2 separate regions of the Mus musculus genome follow, and region 2 is linked to region 1. A link is a loop called in an ENCODE intact Hi-C map of the cell type or tissue named here. Cell type or tissue: heart. All regions are shown on one strand.

What was found. Hi-C counts contacts between places; a loop is a spot of excess contacts. Peaks named below come from ENCODE experiments on the same cell type or tissue, not always from the same donor. Only the 100,000 strongest peaks of a DNase experiment are listed, where the experiment ranks them.
Region 2: it touches region 1 in a loop (1.8-fold over the local background); 2 of 42 quality-filtered maps call a loop at or near these places.

Annotation. Positions count from the first base shown.
Region 1 is chr3:32,491,720-32,496,719 of GRCm38, forward strand. Kcnmb3 (potassium large conductance calcium-activated channel, subfamily M, beta member 3) reads right to left here and starts at 250. Exons shown (of 4, transcript NM_001195074.1): 1 at 189-250. The coding sequence starts at 250. In heart, a CTCF peak has its summit at 2,861 (motif pointing left); no DNase peak of the experiment used is centred here.
Region 2 is chr3:32,426,972-32,431,971 of GRCm38, forward strand. All of the region lies in intron 1 of Pik3ca (phosphatidylinositol-4,5-bisphosphate 3-kinase catalytic subunit alpha), which reads left to right. Among named protein-coding and RNA genes, the nearest start is that of Pik3ca, 32 kb to the left of the region's middle. In heart, no CTCF peak of the experiment used is centred here; DNase peaks (open chromatin) are centred at 2,110, 2,580 and 3,580; H3K27ac peaks cover 1,072 bases.

The DNA.
Region 1 (5,000 bases):
GCCTGTCTCAAAACAGCAACCAAAGGTGGGGGTGGGGTAGAGGTGGGTGGTAGGGGTACCTGGGAGGCATTGCAAGCTGGCCTCCTCAAAGCACCTACCAAACTCAGCTTTCAGCATGCCGCATTGTAGCCACACTGGCCTTGATTAGCAGGAGGCACACTGATGGGAGATTCAGGTGGGGAACTTACCTCCCTTGGCGCCTCCGGCCACCCTGTAGCGTGATTTGGACAGGGATGCTGAAGGGCTGCATGAGGCCAGGAGATGTCTGGATCGGATGCTCCCCGCCTGAGTTGTGCCCTTTTAGAGCGCAGGAGGCTTAAGCATCATCGGAAGTGGAGTCCCAGAGGGAGTTGCCAATTCCCTGCCTAGCCACAGACACCAGGACCCCTGCTGCATCCAGAGCTGGCGGGGTCCTCTAGAAGTTTCCTAGAGAGGTGGGAACTCAGGCAGCCTGGCTGCAAAGCAACGTTCAGGTATAGTTGCTCATGGAGTACCTAGGTGGTTCTGTAGCCAACAACACTCCCCCAGCATTGCCTGGCGCCTGTTCCACCTGACACCTGTGTTTCCTCTGAATTCACCAGGTGCATTGTCATAGAGACCAATAGGACTGTGGAAAGTTCTGAGGCCCCAGGGACTCTGTAATTGGGGACAGACATACCCAATACACAACGTGTAAGAAGAGGAAATGTTCTGTCCCAGACACATTCCCTTCTTTTTTCAAAATATTATGTTTGGGTACAGGCTTAATATAGTAGCCTTTTCTGAATAAAATTGTTCTGAATAAAAGAATAGCTTTACAAACCTGTGAGGTGACTCAGTGGGTAAAAGGTCATCTGGCCAAGCCTGGTGACCTGAGCTCCATGCCCAGACACCAGTGAAGGTGGAAGGTGAAAGAGCCAAGTCTACCAAACTGTCCTTCGAATTCCACACAAGCGCACAAACAGGTCATGCACACACACACCTGGCAATCATAATATTAATTCGTTTAATTTTTAAAATTAGATTTACAGCTGGCACAATAGTTTCCACTCAGAAGGCAAAGGCAAGAGGGTCAGAGCTCAGGGAGGTAGCACTAGGTGCTAAAAAAAAAAGCAGGTCGGCTAAGCCATGGAGGCGAACAAGTAAGCCACACTCCGCCAAGGCCCCTTCCTGTGTCCAGGTCCCTGTCCTGTTTGAGTTCCTGCCCTGGCTTCCCTCGGTGATGAACTGTGGTGTCCAAGTGTATACAGTACAAATAAGCCCTTTCTCCCCAGGTTGTTTTGGGTCATGTTGATTTATCACAGTATATTTGTTAGATTTCTGAAGCAGATTAAAGACACAGGAGGCAGCAAATGTCCAGACTGACCTCAACAGAAAATGGATACTACTTCTTTCAAAACATCGAAGGGTGAACCCTCTCCTGTGGGGAAGAGGTGCTCGCAAGGACGGGAGGAACCTACGGACTTTCTATAGGGAGTGTGGCAGTTGGAGAATAGGACAGAAGTGAGGGGCTACGTGTGAACCTTTCGGTTTGCCCTTTCCTAGTTTTGCCTGCTGCGTCCAGACAGGCTACAGGAGACCAGCTGACCCAGTGAAAGCAGCTTGAGCAGGGCCAGCTGTATAACCTCCTATGAATTCTATTCTTACAACTGAAGAATTCTAACTGTATGCATTTCTTTTCTGCTGCCGTGATAAAGCACCATGACCAAGGCAACTTCTACAAGGAAGTGTTTAACTGGGCTTGCAGCTTCAGAGAGTTAGAGTCCATGATAACACAGTGAAGGAACAATTGAGCACTCGCATCTTGAGCCATATCCACCAGGGAGAGAGAGAGAGAGAGAAAGAGCATATCTCATCATTTGTAATGAATTAATTTGTTCATTTAATGTGTATGACTGTTTTGCCTACATGTTTACAGGCATGAATAGTGCCCGCAGAGGCCAGAAAAGAGAATCAGATCCAGAACTAACTGGCATGTCAGATGGTGTGGCTATGGGTAGTGGGAAGTGAACCTTGGTTCTCTTAAACACAGAGCCATTTCTCCAGCCCCTCTCATACTTTTGTCTCAGGCAGCCTTTTTCTCCGGTCTCCTGTTCTTGCAGCTCCACTCTGCCTTGCTCCTCCTCAGTTATTAACTAGTTTGTAGTCAACCTTCCCATCTTTACCATGGTAGCCATGGCTACCGGTGGTGAGTCTGAAATCACCGATGCTTGTCTTCTGTTGGCCTGCAGAGTAGTGTCGCTTCAAAGATAAAGACATTTCTCTTATTCATCCTTCTCAGCTCCTACAGGATGCATGGAGTTTAGGACACAGGAAAAATGATAATTGGCTCCATGGCTGATTTTCTTTCCCAATTAAAATAGAATCCTAGGGATGGTGTTACATCAGATCACCGAGTGACCTGCGTCCTGCAATCTCACGTGTCTGGTGTCATAGCTAGTAAACTGATGTGTAGAGGAGAGGTGACAAGATGTGACGAGAACGAGGCCATGTCACTAAGTCACACATAGACAGGAAGAGGTAGATGCCCTCCCCAGCAACGAGGCAAGTTTACCAAGCTCAGGACTGGAGCTGAAACTAGGTGAGTATAGAGATGATCAGGAGCTGAGACCACAACTCTGCACTCACCCCAAGTGGCACAGGACACCACACTCTTTCCATTTTTCAAGTAAATGTGGGCTTAGGTAGGATGACACAGATACACTTAAGGAAAGGGCCCATAAGAATGCTGGGAGTCCCTGTGCCATGACCAACTGTGGTGACGAATCTTGGTTGTCAACTTGATTGAATCTGGAATTAACTAGAACACAACATGCTGGGATCCCTTGTAAGGGGTTACTTGAAGGAGGAAGACACACCCTTAATGCTGGTAGCGCCTTCTGGTGGTGGCCCAGATGAAAGGACACTGAAGAAGGAAGCTTTGCTTTTAACCTGCTTGCCTTCACTCATGATGGCAAGTTCACCATCCTACCGCTGTGGCATTCCTTTGCCGATATGAGAACCAACTTCTTTGAGCTTCCAGTGTATAGACTGAAAACCAGCTAGCGCCAGACTGGGACTGCTGATACTTCCAGCCCTGTGGATCGAGCAACTACTGGATTTTCAACCTTGCCGGTGTGAGATAGTCTTTGTTGGACTTCTTAGGTGGCATGGAAATCCTTGTGCTCACAGATAAATGCCAGCAGAACCAGGAATGTTAAACATGCGGGTTCTCTCTTCAAAGGGAGCCATGTAACCTGTTTTCTGACCAGAAGACTAGGAGCAGATGTGGTTAATAGCCTTGTGACCTTTTCATTCCCTGTGTGACAGAGACCACACCAGATCCTCCCCAGGGCTCTTAACTTGAGTTTATTTCCTCAGTTAATCTATAGGATCCATTTTTATGGAAGCTGTCACTTGTCCTTTACAGAAAGTTTTGACATAGTCATGTCTTAAGCTTTTGTGGTACACATGGGATTGAGTTAATTATCACCAGGAAACTCTTTGCCAAACTGTGCTGTGTTTAAATGTGCCTAAAATAAACTCTTCCAGGTTGGACTTTTGAAGTTTGAAGCATCACTGGCTACTGAGTCGGGCTGAACTAAATTGCCTTTTTTGCCTCTCTTGGATCATGACATCTGCTGGATAAGGTGTTCGCAGAGACCCCTTCAGACACCCTGGAAGTCAACCTAACAAAGCCCACGTTTTCTACCAGCTCTGTTCCTTTCAAGAACCGTGACTAATGAGTGTACCAACCACAATCGCAAAGGCTCCATTCTTCAGTCACTTGCATTTTTTAAATTTGGTTTTTAACATATGAATGGCTTTGAAATCCACGAGTTTGGCCATAGTCAACAAGCCTGAGCTTTGATGCCTGTATGTCAGTCACATATTCAGATTCCTGATGAACTCAACTGGCACAGCCCCACACAAGTAAATTTGGAACAGAGTTGGGGAAGTGACTCAGGTGGCAGTGTGCTTGCCTAGCATGCAGAAATCCTGTGCTCCAGTCCTACATATATCAGGTGTGGTAACGTATGCCTGTAATCCCAGGGTTTAGAAGGAGGAAGTCTGGGGGGGGGGAAGGAAGGCGGGGTTCAAGGCCAGCCTTGACTATTTAGTAAATTGGAGGCCAGTGTGGGATACATAAAGTCTTAAAATACACACAAATCAAAGGCTCACTAGCAAAAAACTATAGCTCTGTATCAGAGACTCACAGACAGACTCACTAAATTCCTGCTAACTAAAGCTCCTGGTGCAGGATGGGAGGAAGCAGGCAAGCAGAAAGTGCACAGTGCTTTGTGACGAGAGGAAAATTAAAAGCTTAAAAGTGTTAGGAGAGCACTGGATGTTGTAGCACATGCCTTTTATGCCAGCACTTGGCAGGAGCGGGGGTGGAGGGTGGCGGGGGGGGGGGGGGACACTTCTGAATTCAAGGCCAGAGTAGTCTACATAACAAGTTCCAGGACATTCAGGGCTATGTAGAGAACTCGCCCCTGCCCCCCCCCCAAAAAAAAAGATGTTAGGACAGCAAGAAGAGAGGTCTGGACAGAAGTCTGCCCCACAGACAAAGCAGAGAGTGCTAAAGAAGGAGCCTCCAGTTCAGTCAGCATAACTAATTCATTACATTCCCTAGGGATGTGGTCAGCTCAGCATGCTGTGGCCCCAGCAACACAGACCAAACAGTAACATTCTAGAAAGGATTTAGTGAATACACACTTTGGCCAGAATGTTTTCAGGCCCTCAGCGTAACTGTGAGCATAAGCAGAGAAGTTCCTGCCCACCAGGAACTTCCATTCTGGTGTGGAGACATAAAGAAATCGAGACCCAAGCACAGTTAATCCAGATGCTTGGGCGTGGTGAAGAAAGGAAAGCAAACAAGCTTGGGGAAAGCCATGGGAAGCCGTAGGCCCTGCATAGTGAGCTGAGAGCCTCACAGCAAGGAGCAGCCAATGGAACAGATAGCAAGACACCATAACCAGGCAGACACAAGAGCCTGGTTGGCAAGAAGACACAACACCATGGCTTCTGGATTCCCAGCA
Region 2 (5,000 bases), 65 kb before region 1:
GCTCTACCCAAAAAGGAGCAGTACTTAAATGTCTATAGATGTGAGAGCATACTACCCAGAGAGCAGCATTTGAATGTGAGCTCCAGTAATGAATAAGTTACATCCTCATCTCATGGTATAAAGAAATAGGGCATCATTTTAAAAAAGAAAGATACAAAGAATAGTGTGAAGCAAAGGAAAAAGGAATGTCCTGACTGAGGAAGTATTCAAGATGACAGTTCCTACTAAAGCAGAGAGTGACCACCTGCCTCTGTTTTGACAAGACTGGGTCATACACATTGTAACAATGCCATTTGAAAATTCAGAGGCTTCCAAAGCACTCCAGGCTCCTCAGTTATTAATTCTAGGTATTGAAGATCAGAGCTGTGGTCACTCTGGACTTCGGACTGTTTTGCCTTGTACCTAATCCTTCCTATCCCCTTACCAGTGCATGCTGCTGTTTACAGACGAAGCTGTTAGTAAAAGGAGTCGGAGAGTTGAGACAGTAACGAAGAGCACAGTAGTACTGCCATTTCTAATGGGAAGTATTAGTTACTCTTTTGGGTTCTGTGTTTTGAAATCATAACTTACCAAGTCCTGCCTGATACTGAGTGGGCTTTCTGGAGCTGCCTGACTTACCCTTCATTTCTGACTGGCTGGTCTTTGTTCCAGTGAAACTAGGATGGTCTCCCTTGACTATGAGTCTTGGTTTCTTTCCCATTGCTTTGTTAATACCCTGTAAGTAGCAGCTTAAGTGAAAAAGGTTTATTTGTCTGGCTTATAGTTTCATCATTGTAGGGAAGACATGGCAGCATGGAGGGAAGGCCAGGTGACAGGAGCCACGGGCTCACTGGTCACATAGCATCATCACCATGCAGGAAGCAGAGAACAAACAAGAAGTTGGGCCTCCCCAGTGCCCCACTTCTTTCAGCAAGCTGGGGGCCAAGTGTACAAACGCATGAGCCTATAGGAGCCGTTTCATGCTCAGACCACAACACTGTCCTAGGGTGATGAGAGGAGTAGTCTCTAGGAAACTCTAGGTCACATCCTGAGGAGAACATTGTGTAATTAAAATCACGTGCTAGTATCAAGTCCCCCTGTCTTTTCTGCACTCTCCTCATAATTGCATTTCATAAGCCTCCCTGGCCTGTTCTTCCTTCCCTGCTTTTACTTTGGGTATTGGCATCCAGCCTAGGCACCTGCTAGGCAGGTGCTACCATCTCACAGCTCTGTCTCCAGCTGCCTAAATGCTTAGTCTCCTTTGGAGTTGAAATGTTAGCTCACCTTAGTGCACACTGAAATTTGATTTTGCTTTTGTTATTGTCCTTGCATTTTCAGTTTTGTAGGGAATCAAAACAGAACCTTAAGCATGCTAAACAAGTACTCTTATCATTAAGCCACACTTTTGGCCTATAAAATTAAATTTTTCTACCCCTCATTTCAAGATATGGTTCGTATAGTAGTTGTGTTTTTAAGTTCATGATTTACCTAGCAACTTAAAACCAGTATTACTAATTCGTATTCGTTAGTGGCTCTGAAGTGAAACTGATTTTGCTATCACATTAGAATCTTTTAACCTGCCTGCTCAGGTCATGGTCCTAAAGGTCTATGTTTTAGCTGGATGACCTGGTTAGTGCCCTCTTGGCAGGAGGGTCAGCAGTTCAAGGTCATTTTTTTCTACATAGTGAATTCAAACCCAGCCTGAGCCACATGAGACCCTGTAAAATCTACATTTTATACACACTGCTCACCTAGATCCTAACTGTCATTATTTTTAAAAGTTATCCACACACAGATACTCCTAAGCCACCTATTGACCTCATCAGGAAACTTTGGTTTCTTGCTGCAGTAGTTATAGAAATATATTTTTATAATACCTTTTATAGTTCTGTGAATGTGAATTTAATATGAAAACAAATTGCAGCCCTTACTTAAGGGTTTAGAGTTTCCTTCATATTGTCATGAGAATTTGATTTCTACTCTAGGGATCTTTGTGTGTCATTGAAAGCCTGTTTTCTCATGGTTAGCTTGTAAAGGTCAGTGAAGGACAGCATTCTGAAGGAAGTGGACGGAGCATCTTTCCAGAGCTTGTGCATATCACAGCTGTCTGTTTGGACTTGTTCCAGCTACTGCCCAGTGGCTCTTACAAAAAGGAAATCTCAGAGGCCAGACCGGGGCTCAGAACATGGTGCTGAAGGACACTTGCTTCCCATGAATCGCCCCTCCATGGGATGTGTTTATAATTAGACATCCCATCGCCATGCAGCTGGCCTCAGAGCACTCTAATCTCTTTAGATGCCCTCAGCCTCTTGCTTACCATCCCAACTGCTTGCTTTTTTCCAGCCCTTGATGTTTTCCCTGGAATAGTTTCTTTTTTCCCCCACTAATTAATTAATTTATTTACTTTACAGTGCTCCCTTCCTCCCAGTTCCCCCTCATGGCTCCTCCATTTACTTTCTCCTCCCCTTCATCTCTGAGACTGGGGAGGACCCCTCTGGATACCAACCCACCCTGGCACCTCCAGTCACTGCAGGACTAGGCCTATCCTCTCCCACTGAGGCCAGACAAGACAGCCCAGTTAGGGGAACAGGATCCACAGGCAGGCAACAGAGTCAGGGTAAGCCCTTGCTCCAGTTGTTGGGGACCCACATGAAGACCAAGCTACACATCTGCTATATATGTGCAGGGGACCTCCTAGAATAATTTTATAATTTAGTTTTCTATTTAATTTTCTATTTTTTTTTTCTATTTTGTGTGTCACTTTTCCCAAAATCCTGGAAAAGTCACAATCTAGTAAGAAGTTAGGCATGGTTATAAATTACTTTAATGAGCGTGTAAAGCTACAATATAAACACTACAAGAGGCTGTGGTAACATTAAGGAAAGGATTAATTAACTCAAAATATTTACAATAATCTTCACCTAGGGTAATCAGACTATTTATTAAGCATGTTTGAATCACATTGCTTCTGTAGCAACCCACAAGGACATCTCTAATTCTGCTCTATGTCAGACTAAAGACTTGCTTGGAAATTTAAAGATTTGGAAAGTATATTTCAATTTTCTGGCTAGTAGCCAAATAAAGAGATGTAATAGAGATATAAAACTAAATGCTCTTTCCCATTGACTTAAGAATAATTGTAGGAAGTACCTTGTGTATGCCAATACATAAGAATCAGAAATACATAGTGGCTATTCAAAAAAATGTTTGCACCTTCTGCGTGTGTGGACCATGTACGTCCAGAAAATACAAGGTGCTTGCTTGCTTCAGCACTTGTGGTTGTCGCGTGCTTAGGCTGCCAATTCAGACAGCATAGATGTACCTAAGCTTACAGATAGATGTTTCCAGATGGCTTATTTATTGCTCATGTCTTTCTGATGCAGATAGAATACGTATTTGTAAAAATATGTTTTAAATATTTATTTCTAAAGTCAGAGATGGACTGCTTTGTTCACCTGTTATGCTAACTCCCAATCTACAGTTGTGTAATAGTTCTGCTTCATAGTCTGGTGTATAGCATGAGTAGTAGAAGGGTGTGCTGCAGTGACCCAGCAGCTGGCCCAAGCTGAGAAGTGACTGTCCTATGGTAGAAGACGTGGGGTAGTCCTCCAGTTCTCACAAGCTTGCCATGGGCTATGGGCCAGAACAGTGGTTGAACTTGATAATGAGGAGTGTGACTCACCAACAGAGGGAATAAATTACATATACATGCTTCTAAGAAAACGAGACCACCTTAATGGAACAGTTTATTTATGTAAATAGAATACTAGGGTAAGCAAAGCCAATTTTCTTTTTCCTTTCTGTCTTTGTTTTTCAGGTGGACATAATAGCATGAACCTAATATAGCACATGAGACGTAGAGGTAGGAGTAGTTAGTTCAAGGTCAGCCTAGGCTAATAAGATCTTTCCCTCAAAAGCTCTTTGTTGTATAAGAATGAACAGATAGTCTCAACGTTGTGAACCAATGGACTTTTCAGCAACTTATCCCCTTCTGTAGTAGCATGTATCCGAGTACTATGAGTTTGGGGTCTGCTTAGTTTGCATAGCTAGTTAATGGCCAGCCTGGGACTATATAATGAAACTTGGTATAAAAAGCAAAGATAGAATGCTTGCATGTGTGGGGCCTTGGATTTAATCTCCAGCAGCTTTCTTAAATGAAAGTCCACTTTCTAATGGTTACATCTCTGATCTTTGGTTTACTTACGTGTAGAGTGTTAGTGCCTACATCCCAAAGGATTATTGCCAACACAGCAGTGAAATGTTAGTTGTAAGGTCTCTTTGCCTTTTTTACACTTCATGTGTGAGCTCTGGGATAGCAGTTTTGTTCTGAGTGAGGTTGCCATGAGAAGGCAGAAAACCATCAAACAAATAGAAAGGTCTATGTCCTAGTTATTTCTGTGAAGCTAGCCAGTCCTTGTTTTCCAGAATCTTCAAGGGATTATGGCTAGGATCACATTGCTTATCAATGGAAAGAGAGTTAGATTGTGAAAAGTCTGTTACCTATAACCATACCATTATACAGTAAGCCATAAAATCAATAACCTGTCTATCCTGTTAGCCTTCCCTTTTGTTCCTAGAAAACAAGTGAGATTCTGGGTTATTGTGTTAATAGGCGTTCAGTGATTCTGTAATGTGGACTTTATAGCACTATTCAGTTAAAAACAGAAAACAAAAACACAAAAACAAAAAAACCATAAACAGCTACTGTGTTAAGTGTGGCTATGGTTTAGTTTTCTTTGTATTTTAACTTTTGTATTCTTACAGAAAGTCAGAACTCATTTGGCATTTGTTTTGGGGGGAGGAGTTAAATGCCCCCAATGGAGGAGCTAGAGAAAGTACCCAAGGAGCTACAGGGATCTGCAACCCTATAGGTGGAACTACAATATGAACTAACCAGTACCCCCAGAGCTCGTGTCTCTAGCTGCATATGTGTCAGAAGATGGCCTAGGCGGCCATCACTGGAAAGAGAGGCCCATAGGTGGTGCAAACTTTATATGCCTCAGTACAGGGGAACGCCAGGG